3 separate regions of the Homo sapiens genome follow, and regions 2 and 3 are each linked to region 1. A link is a contact called in ENCODE Hi-C data. All regions are on one chromosome and are shown on one strand. Each heading gives the region's core, a stretch centred on a gene start or an enhancer-like site at or near the end of the contact. The rest is flanking DNA. Distances are from core to core; before and after follow the strand shown.

Evidence for each region. Hi-C counts contacts between places; a loop is a spot of excess contacts on that map. Pooled maps may share reads with other maps.
Region 2: a pooled map shows a loop between it and region 1 (5-fold over the local background). The contact joins the enhancer-like site here to the promoter of ANKRD54 in region 1. A Hi-C loop is called at or near these places in 1 of 168 maps with a recorded cell type or tissue (naive thymus-derived CD4-positive, alpha-beta T cell) and 6 of 50 pooled maps.
Region 3: a loop to region 1 is called in a map of CD8-positive, alpha-beta T cell, with 9 times the contacts of the local background. The contact joins the promoter of TPTEP2-CSNK1E here to the promoter of ANKRD54 in region 1. A Hi-C loop is called at or near these places in 1 of 168 maps with a recorded cell type or tissue (CD8-positive, alpha-beta T cell), 6 of 37 single-sample maps with no recorded cell type and 7 of 50 pooled maps.

Annotation. Positions count from the first base shown.
Region 1 is chr22:37,842,828-37,845,999 of GRCh38, forward strand. It overlaps ANKRD54 (ankyrin repeat domain 54), which reads right to left and starts at 1,507. Exons shown (of 8, transcript NM_138797.4): 1 at 1,084-1,507. The coding sequence starts at 1,411. It overlaps MIR658 (microRNA 658), which reads right to left and starts at 1,544; the gene lies at 1,445-1,544. RefSeq lists a silencer at 978-1,677.
Region 2 is chr22:37,223,019-37,226,190 of GRCh38, forward strand. It overlaps RAC2 (Rac family small GTPase 2), which reads right to left. Exons shown (of 7, transcript NM_002872.5): 7 at 2,252-3,021. Among named protein-coding and RNA genes, the nearest start is that of SSTR3, 12 kb to the left of the region's middle. Within about 2 kb of position 1,923, at least 5 of the 41 ENCODE cell types and tissues checked have a DNase peak (open chromatin) inside an H3K27ac peak, as active enhancers do.
Region 3 is chr22:38,397,217-38,400,388 of GRCh38, forward strand. TPTEP2-CSNK1E (TPTEP2-CSNK1E readthrough) reads right to left here and starts at 1,699. Exons shown (of 15, transcript NM_001289912.2): 1 at 1,222-1,699. It also overlaps the pseudogene TPTEP2. RefSeq lists an enhancer at 428-1,211 and a silencer at 1,477-1,756.

The DNA of each region.
Region 1 (3,172 bases), core at 257-2,756:
TGGGTTTCCATGTCACCCATGCATTGTAGAAGACAATATGGTAGATATACCAGAGGAGAAGTTTGAGTCGGGCTGACCCGGATTCTAATACCAGCAACAGCCACTTGCTATGTGACCTGGAATAAGACAATTTCTCTGAGCCTCAGTTTCCTCTTCAGTAAAGTGGGAACAATTTCTATGTCTCAAAGAGTTCTTGTGAGGACAGATGATCATGTATCAGCAGTGTTTGGGGCACAGCAAAGGCAGCATAACAGCTAAACATCCATTACCTTACTTAACTCATCCCATTTTACAGATGAGAAAACTAGGGCTGAGGCCGGGCCAGTGGCTCATGCCTGTTATGCCAGTACTTTGGGAGGCCGAGGTGGGTGGATCACCTGAGATCAGAAGTTCGAGACCAGCCTGGCAAACATGGTGAAACCCCATCTTTACTAAAATTACAATAATTAGCCGGGCTTGGTAGTGGGCGCCTGTAACCCCAGCTACTCGGGAGGCTGAGGCAGGAGAATCGCTTGAACCCGGGGGGCGGAGGTTGCAGTGAACCAAGATGGCGCCACTGCACTCCAGCCTGGGCAACAGAGCGAGACTCCGTCTCCAAAAAGATAATAATAATAAATAAATAAAAATAAAAAAATTTAAAAAGAAAACTAAGGTTGAAAGGGTCTATCATTTGCCCTAAGGTCTAACTGTGGTAAAGGAGTCCAAGTCCGTGCATTTAAACAAGCTGGTACGACTTGGCTGCAGGCTCTGGCCTCCCCTCTCCATGATAATAAAAGTGTTCCCCAGTACCTCATTTTATTATTCACCAATAAGCGTTCCGAGTCATGGGAAGTTTCCATTCAGAAATTACCCAGTGAGAGAAGACTGGGGTGACTGGCTCAGAGCAGGAAGACTTTCTAAAAAAACCATCATCACCATCGTTACTGAAAGGAGACTCAAGGGTCAGTGTGGCCCTCAGCGCAGACGTCGGGGGACCCCGGCTGAGGGTCGGGGGCGACCAAAGCGCGGCCACTGGTCCTCTGAGGCCCCGCCCCTCGCCCGGGCTGCCCCGCCCCGGGCCCCCGCGCCGCTCGCGCCGCTCACCGTGCACCTCCTTGCCCGTGGGCCCGAGCCGCCGGTGGGGCCTGGCAGCGCGCCTCAGCCGGCCAGCGGGTATCTTGCAGCGCAGCTCGTCGCGCGGCTCCGCATCCTGCTGCCACAGGACGTGCAAGTAGCGCAGCGGCGACTGGGCCCCGCCGGACGCCCGGCCCGAGAGGCCCGCGCCGCCGCCGCCCAGCGCAGACCCGAAGTCAGCGAAGGAGAAGAGGCCCTCAGCGTCAGTCAGCGGCTCCGGCGCCACCGCGCACTCGCCCTCCGAGCTCGAGTGGCCTGAGCGCGGCTCGTCGTCCGCGTCCCCGGCGGCGGCTGCCATGGCAACGGCTCCGCGCGGGCCTGGCCGCCTGAGCCTCGTTCCCGACCGACCAACGGACCTACTTCCCTCCGCCCTGAGTCGTGCTGTCAGCGAGCTGGCGGGCGGGCAGGGCCCGCAACCACGGCAACCGAGCGGGGGCGGGCTCAGGCCGAGACAGAGCGGCGAACCAATGACTACCCTTCCAGCTTAAACCGGTCCCAAAACCAATCGGAAAGGGAGGGCACAGTACAAGCAGGATAATTGGACAGGGTTTCCGGCAACGTGACTGACAGACATTGTAACCAATTACAAACTTGAAGTGACCTTGGCTTTCGCTGTACGTCGCTACCGGAGCCAGTAAAACAGCATTTCAGACGCTTTTTTTTTGCGACGGAGTCTCGCTCTGCCGCCAGGCTCGCGATCTCGGCTCACTGCAACCTCCGCCTCCTTGAAGCAATTCTCCTGCCTCAGCCTCCCGAGTAGCTGGGACTACAGGCGCGCGCCACCACGCCCAGCTAATTTTTGTATTTTTAGTAGAGACGGGGTTTCACCATGTTGGCCAGGATGGTCTCGATCTCTTGATCTCGAGATGTGCCGGCCTCGGCCTCCCAAAGTGCTGGGATTACAGGCGTGAGCCACCGCGCCCGGCCTTTTTTTTTCTTTTTCCTCTCCATTTCCCAGTCTAATGAGAAAACAAGCAGATACCTTAGCAAATCAGATTAAGATGATTTGCAGGCACTCACAAAGGAAAATGAAGAAGCCACGCCATCCATGTAGATATAGATGTTGTAAATCAATGAACGCAAAAAAAAAAAAAAAAAAGAACTTCCCACAAATGCATAATGTACGTGGGAAAGGGAAAATGTGTTGAAATTTGGAGATACCACTACAAACTGTGAGTAATAGTGTCTAAATGCAATGGATTTCCTTTAGTCAGAGTTCTCTAGGTAACCCCGACGTAGATGACTGATCTACAAAGATTTGTAATACAAAGTGATTACATTAGAGCAATAGTTTAGTTCGACAGCCAGTCACTGAGCCAGGTAACTGCTAGGTCCTGGACACAGGATCAGACTTGGTGCCCCTGAGATGCTCACAATCCAATGGGAGAAGACCAGGAAACAAATAAGTGTTCCTCAAGCAACATTTCATGGGTGCACGTTTTCATAAAACTTCTCACAATCCCGTACCCCACAAGCACTTCTATAAAGTAGACAAGAAGGACCATCCCTATTTTATAGGTGAGGAGTTGAAAAGCAGAGGGAAGAGACTCATTCACAGTTGCCCAGCTCTCACCGGACCAGGTCTTGTGTCCTGGCAAAAGTTCTTTCCATATATAAACCCTCCCACTCAACCCAGTTAAAATGTAATCTTTCCGCACGGTGGGTCACGCCTGTAATCCCAGCACTTTGGGAGGCCAAAATGGGCAGATGACAAGGTCGGGAGTTCAAGACAAGCCTGGCCAACATGATGAAACCTCGTTTCTACTAAAAATACAAAAATTAGCTGGGTGTGGTGGCGCACGCCTGTAATCCCAGCTATTCAGGACACTGAGGCAGGAGAGTAGCTTGAACCTGGGAGGCAGAGGTTGCGGTGAGCTGAGATCGCACCATGGCACTCCAGCCTGGGTGACAGAGCGAGACTCCATCTCAGAAAGAAACAAAAACAAAAAAAAGGCCTGGCGCTGTGGCTCACGCCTGTAATCCCAGCATTTTGGGAGGCTGAGGCAGGCAGATCACGAGGTCAGGAGATTGAGACCATTCTGGCTAACATGGTGAAACC
Region 2 (3,172 bases), core at 673-3,172, 620 kb before region 1:
TTTTTTTTGAGTCTTGCTCTGTCACCCAGGCTGGAGTGCAGTGGCGCAATCTCGGCTCACTGCAAGCTCCGCCTCCCGGGTTCACACAATTCTCCTGCCTCAGCCTCCCGCATAGCTGGGACTACAGGCGCCCACCACCACACCCGGCTATTTTTTTGTATTTTTTAGTAGAGACGGGGTTTCACCGTGTTAGCCAGGATGATCTCGATCTCCTGACCTCGTGATCCGCCCACCTCAGCCTCCCAAAGTGCTGGGATTACAGGCGTGAGCCACCGCGCCCGGCCTGGGCCTGTCATTTTTTTAAGGAAGAAAACAACTTTCACAGAAGCCATCTCTCCCGCTGACTTTCATTCACATCGGCTTCTAGGCCAGAACTATGTGGCCTGAAAACCCCAGTGACAAAACCAGCTGGAAAAACGAGTATTTTGTTGGTGTTAGGTACGGTGCTGCTATGCACAAAACTAGGATTCTGTTAGCAAGGAGGATGGGAACAGAGGGAGAGGGTGGGAAAGGACAGCATCTGCCTTGTCAATTTGAGCCAAACCTGTGCCCTCCCGCATCCTCATCTCCTCTTCTGCAAACCGTGGCTAAGAGTACCTATCTTGGAAGGCTATTAGAACATTAAATGAGATAATATGTGCATGGGAGCCAAGACAATGAGTAAAGGAAGTTATTTACTGACATTATTATCATATAGAAGCAAAGATTGTCTCTACTGGGGTCGACCTAACGGGCTGAACACACATGGAAGGAGATCCGGGCCCACCTTTGCCCTGCAGGGAAGTTCCAGGAGCAAAGGAAAGGGGTCCAGTATGTTCAAAGGCCTGGAATGAAAGAAGCATGAATGTGGAGTGGAAGAAATGACAGTCCAGTCTGATGGTAGAGGCACGAGTGCAATAAGAGTGGGAGGCAGAGGATGGCCAGACCTTCAGGGCCATGGTTTGTTGCGGAGGCTCTGGAGTTTATCCCAAGGCTCTGTGAAGAGGAGGGATCAGAAAGAGGCTCCCTCAGACTCTGGCCAACCTCAGGGGGTGCCTCAGGGATCTTAGACATCGAACATACTAGGGAGTGGGGTCCTGGCCGCCTGCATCTGTATGGTGCCATGGATGGGTGGGGTTTAGTATTTCCTTTCTGTTTCAGAAGAGAAGTAACTTTGAAAACATCATGACTTTGAGCTGAAACTAAGAAAAGCAAAGGGGTTTCCCCTCTGCACCTAATCCCTTTTAAGGGGGGCTCCCAGGAGGTGAGTGAGCTGGAGGGGGTCCTGCCTCAGAACATGGGGACTAATGGGGATAGTGGGGTTGGCTGGGAGCTCTGGGAAAGCACAATGTGGAAACTCAAGCATTTCATGGGCTGGAAATTGGGGTCTTCTGGGTTGTCAGGGGCAGCCTCTTAGATCTCTTAGCCTCTCTAGAGTGTCAGCCTCCTGAGGGCAGGGACTTCTGAGCACTGCTGGATCCCTGGCACCTAGAACAGTGCCAGGCACAGAAGAGGTGCTCAATAAATGTGTGTTTGATGAATGAGTGAGAAGTTGAGATAGAGGAGAGTAATTGTCCGCAGGAGGGGGAGGTCTGGCACCTCCACAGAACTTAGCAAGTCCTGAGGTGGGACTGACTGTGCAGGCACTGTTGTGCCCATGTCGGAACTTCTTAAATCCTCACAACAACCCCGCCTCTCTTTTAAAGAAACTCCCCTTTGCTTATCACCTTCGGGGTCCAGCATTGTTTCATTTCACTGCTGAAATGAACACTTTCCCATGACCTCCAGTAGTGGAGGTTGAGGGTTTCTCGCCCAAATTCCCAAATTCCCGCCAGGCTCTCAGCCCACTTTGGAACTCACCCTCCCCCCCAGTACACACGCTTTCGCTGGGGTTGCCGCAGTTCTGTTCCAGCATGGCATATGGTCCATGCCTGGCCAGTCAGAGCACAGCACTGCACCACTCTGACAAATATGATTGGTTAAAAGGGGGCCCAGGACCTAAGCTGGTCCAATCACAGTAAATCTTAGTTAGAACTTTGCCTGGGATAGACATTTGCTCTTTTTGGCTGAACTTGAACTTGGAAGGATGAGGCCCTGAACTTGAACTTGGAAGGATGAAACCCTGAACTTGAACTTGGGAGGATGAAGCCCTAAGTCGCCTGCCTGAGAATGAACCAGCCAGCAGAAGGCAGAGCCCAGAGCTAAACAAGCCTCGATGACATCATTTGAATACCTTGATCAAGCTGCACCTGAAATCACGATATCTCCAAACTTGAATCAATAAATTTATTTTCTGCTTAAGCAGGTTGAGTTGGGTTTTCTATTTGCAATAGCAAAAGTCCTGACTGGCAAGGTTTAAAAGTTTGAAGACTCTCACAGGTAAGTGCAGCTCAGGATCCTGTGAGTGCAGCAGAAAGTCTTAAGAAATGGCAGGGGCTGGTTGAACCCAGATTTTCCATTGGCTGAGCAGATATCCCCAGAGGCGTAGAAAATTAAATTTGTTTTATGTTGTTCCAAAAGAGGAGAACTGAGGCCAGAGGAGCACACTTCTGAGACACTCATTTTTGCTGGGTAGAGGAACTCTCTGGCAAGCAGGACCATCGATATTAGAGCAGCTGGCCTCAGGAGGGAGTAAGAGCCCCATCCCTGAAGGTACACAAGTTGTGGCAGCAACCATCTGGCCTGCAGTTTCCAGAGGGGAGTCAGGCGTGGGGTGGGACTGGAGTGAACGGGTAGATGCTTCCACATGCGGCAGTTGGCACTGACGGCAGGAACACGGGGGTGGCTTAATGGGTCCTGGGGCTCCCCTCTGGCCCTCAGGAAGGCAGGAGCATGAGGGGCTTGGGATGCAGCACCTGCAAATTTGCACGTTCCTGGCCTCAGGAGGCCTCCAGTACAGAAAAGACCATCAACGAAGCTCTGCAGCCATCTGCTAAGAAACGCCACAGGGAGGGGACAGCATGGCCAGCCGGGGTGCCATCAGGCTTTGGGTGGGGATCCTGGAGGATCAGACCCATCTAGGTGGGAGCGCTGGGGTGCAACCTGGAAGGAAGATAAGCAGGGAAAGAGAATTTGGGGACATGCAGAATCCACAGCTCTCGCCTTCCTGGCTCACAGCTCATTCCCACCTCCAGGTCTTTGCTCAAGGTTTGACTCCCACCAGGACTGCCAATGCTGCTCTCCCCACCTCACC
Region 3 (3,172 bases), core at 449-2,948, 550 kb after region 1:
CGCCTTCCCGTCTTCGGTGGCCCTACCCAGAATCCCAAAATGTGGATTCCAACCCAGGCCCTGAACGTCTTCTCAAATCCCCGGGACTTACGTTGCGGCGCGCGCCCCGCTGTCGGGTCTTGCCCCTCGGGCGGTACCGCCCAGGCAGCCCTAAATCCAGCCTCCCAGGCCCCCAGCAGCGCCCTCCGCCCCTCCACCATCCCGTCCGGCTCGCAGTCGGGGCCAAATCGAGAGACAAGAGGGCTGTGCCTGAAACTGAGCGGTTTCACCACTTGGCACCTCCTGGCAGAAACTTCCCTTTAAAAAAAGAAAAGAAAAAAAAAAAAAGCAGCAGCACTTTTGGGCTAGCATTTCAATCCTTCCTGCCCTTTAGAGTTCCCAGTTCTGCTTCCAGCTGCCTTTGGGTGTTCCACTACAATTGAGTTGTAAAGATATTCTTTAAGTGTTTATAGAACATTAAGACTTAAGAAAAATCTTTAAAATTAGAGGAGGGAAAAAAAAGCCACCTTATCGCACACATCCAGGAAACGCAGCCCCGTGCATCCCTGCTCAGGGATAAGCAGGCGCCCCAGGACTCCCGGGGACAGATTTTTGGGCACCCGAGGGAGTCACCCGGCGCACCTCGGGGTCCGCGGAGAGGCCCAGCCCCTCCCGCGGTCCCTTAGACGCGCCCTCCGCCTGGCCCGTGTGGACCGTCCCGGCCATTGTTTACGGGGGAAGCCTGTCCCGACGCATTGTTTTGGCCATTTCCAACTTCCCCCGGCCCTTCCCGGGGTATCGCGGGGGACCCTACGCCAACGTCCCCCCTCCGCCCGCGCCCCAAGGGCCGACTGGGCAAATTGGGAGACCCGCCCCGCGGGGCGACCCAACTTTTCGGAACAGCCCCCCACCGCCCACCCCCGCAGACCCCCGGACCCCCGCTCCCGGCGGAGATTCAGGGAACCCCGCACCCCAAGCCCTTCTGAATCGTGCGGCGTGAGTGTGACGGCCAAGAGCGGATGCAGCCCGGGATCGCCCGCACCTTCCCGCCAGCGGAAGCGCAGGAGCCGGCTGGGGAGGGGGCGCCCTAGAAAGAGCAGCTAGAAAGCTGAGACGGGGAACTGAGGTCATCCTGGGGGGGGACAAGACAACGAGAGCCGGGCGCCTCGGGGGCGGCGCGGGAGCCTCCGCAGGACCAGGCGGGCGCCCCGGCTGGCGCGGGCGGGGGGCGCCCCCCTTTACCTGTGGCTCCGGCCCCTCGGCCATTTCCTCGCGCGGCGGCTGCCGGGACTGAGCTGACTCCACTCGGGCCGGCCGGGTTTGAAAGAGGAGGAGCGGGCGCGGAGGGGAGGGGGCGGGGAGGGCGGAGGGAGGGAGGCCTCGCGCAGTTTTCTCGGCCTTTTGTGCGGACACCTCCCGGATTCCGCGCCCGCACCCGGCCCCCCAAAAGACACGGGGAGCCGCAAGCGAGGGGTGCAGCCATCTGCCGAGGCGCCTAGTGCCTTCGCGCCTCCAAGACCCCCAACAAAAAAGGAGCGTCCCGCACCCCCACCCCCGCCCGGAGGATTTAGGGGCCGGGCTCACCTCGGGCGCGGGGCTAAGTGCAGGCGCGGGGGGGGTCCCTAGAGCCGCCAGGGCGCGGCGCGTCCGGCGCTGGGGGACTGTTGGGTCAGAAAGTGTTCAGGGAGCAGCTGCTGCGCCCTCCCTCGGCCCGCCGCTCGGAGACGCCCCGCCCCGCCCCACCCCGCCCCCGCGCCCACGTGACTAGCATAGGCCCGCCCCCGCTCCGCCCCCCGCCACAGACTCCGCCTCCGGGACGCGAGCGAGCGGCGAGCGCGCGCACTCCCAGTTATCGCTCGGCGACTCCCGCGCACGCACGCGCCGTGCCACCCTCCCCGCGCCCCCCGCCCCATACCCCTACTCCCGCCATCCGATTTAACGTGGCGGGCGAGCGCCGCGGCGGTAGCCGTGACAGGTACCCGGCGGGGGGGGCGGGGGGGGCCGCGAGGGTGTGCGCAGGCGCAGACCCGGGTCCCGTCCCCGCCGCCCCCTCCTCTGCAAGGTGTGCCCGGGCGAGGGGAGGGGCCCGCGGCCCGAACTCCTGGGTCACCCCGAATTACAAACAAAACCTTAACGCCGTTGCTCGCGGGTTAGAAGGCAGCTGTGCGCGAAAAACACCTCAGATTTTCTTCAAGCGTGAGGAAGGTCGAGAAGATAAAGTTTTTAAATGAGTATCTTCAGAAAGCTATTTAATTGTTCTGATTTTTTTTTTTCTGAAAGGACTGGGCTTGCGCTATTCTAACTTGAGATTTCTAAACTTAGACTAGGTTCCAAGAATCTACTTGGTTTTGATAGAAATCCATTTGGAGGAAACCGGGGACAAAAAAAAACAAAAAACCGCTACCCTTTCCCCTCCTCCCTACGCACAACTCATTTAAATCGTTTCCCAACTGTTTTTTTTTTCTTACTGAAAAAAAGGACAAAAAAAATCCTGATTCCTAAGGCCTGTGATATTTCCCCATTTTAAGTAAGCCTCGAGGAACCACAGACATAACAAACATATCCACAATTTTTCTACCCCAAAATGCAAACTAATGCAAATGTGAAATGGATCTATGCAAGTCGCTACCAACAAAATAGCCAAATATTTGTTTTTTTACTGGCCTTCGGCATATCCAAAATGAAAAAACTTTAAAACACATCAAGAAAAGCATTTAAAATATCTATTTCCTAAATCAAAAGAAAGAACGCACTACAGAAACGATCCGGAGCTGGTGAGCAATGCAATCTTAATAAATAGGAAAAGGAATTTGAGAAGACAGCTCAGCAAAGGGGAAGAATTTGCCAAGTGTCATGTTTTGCTGTCATTTTATATATAACTACTAACCCCCCATATGGTCTGGTTAGTCTTTTTTAAAAAGGAAGCCAATCAATTACTCACAATTAATTAGCAGTGCCGGTAGATTCTTAGGCCAGCACTAAAAAACTAAATTGGGTGAATTTTTTTTCACTCAAGTCCACTGATATTGATCACTTTTAGTATTAGGAGTCCTTTTCTGACAAAAGATGAATACCTATCTTTAAAATATATTTTTTAATCTTATTGTCACATTCTAAAACACAGTCCAAAAACACTTCATAAACAAGAAACTTCATTTAACTTTATGAAAACAAATGACTATGAGCCTTGCTA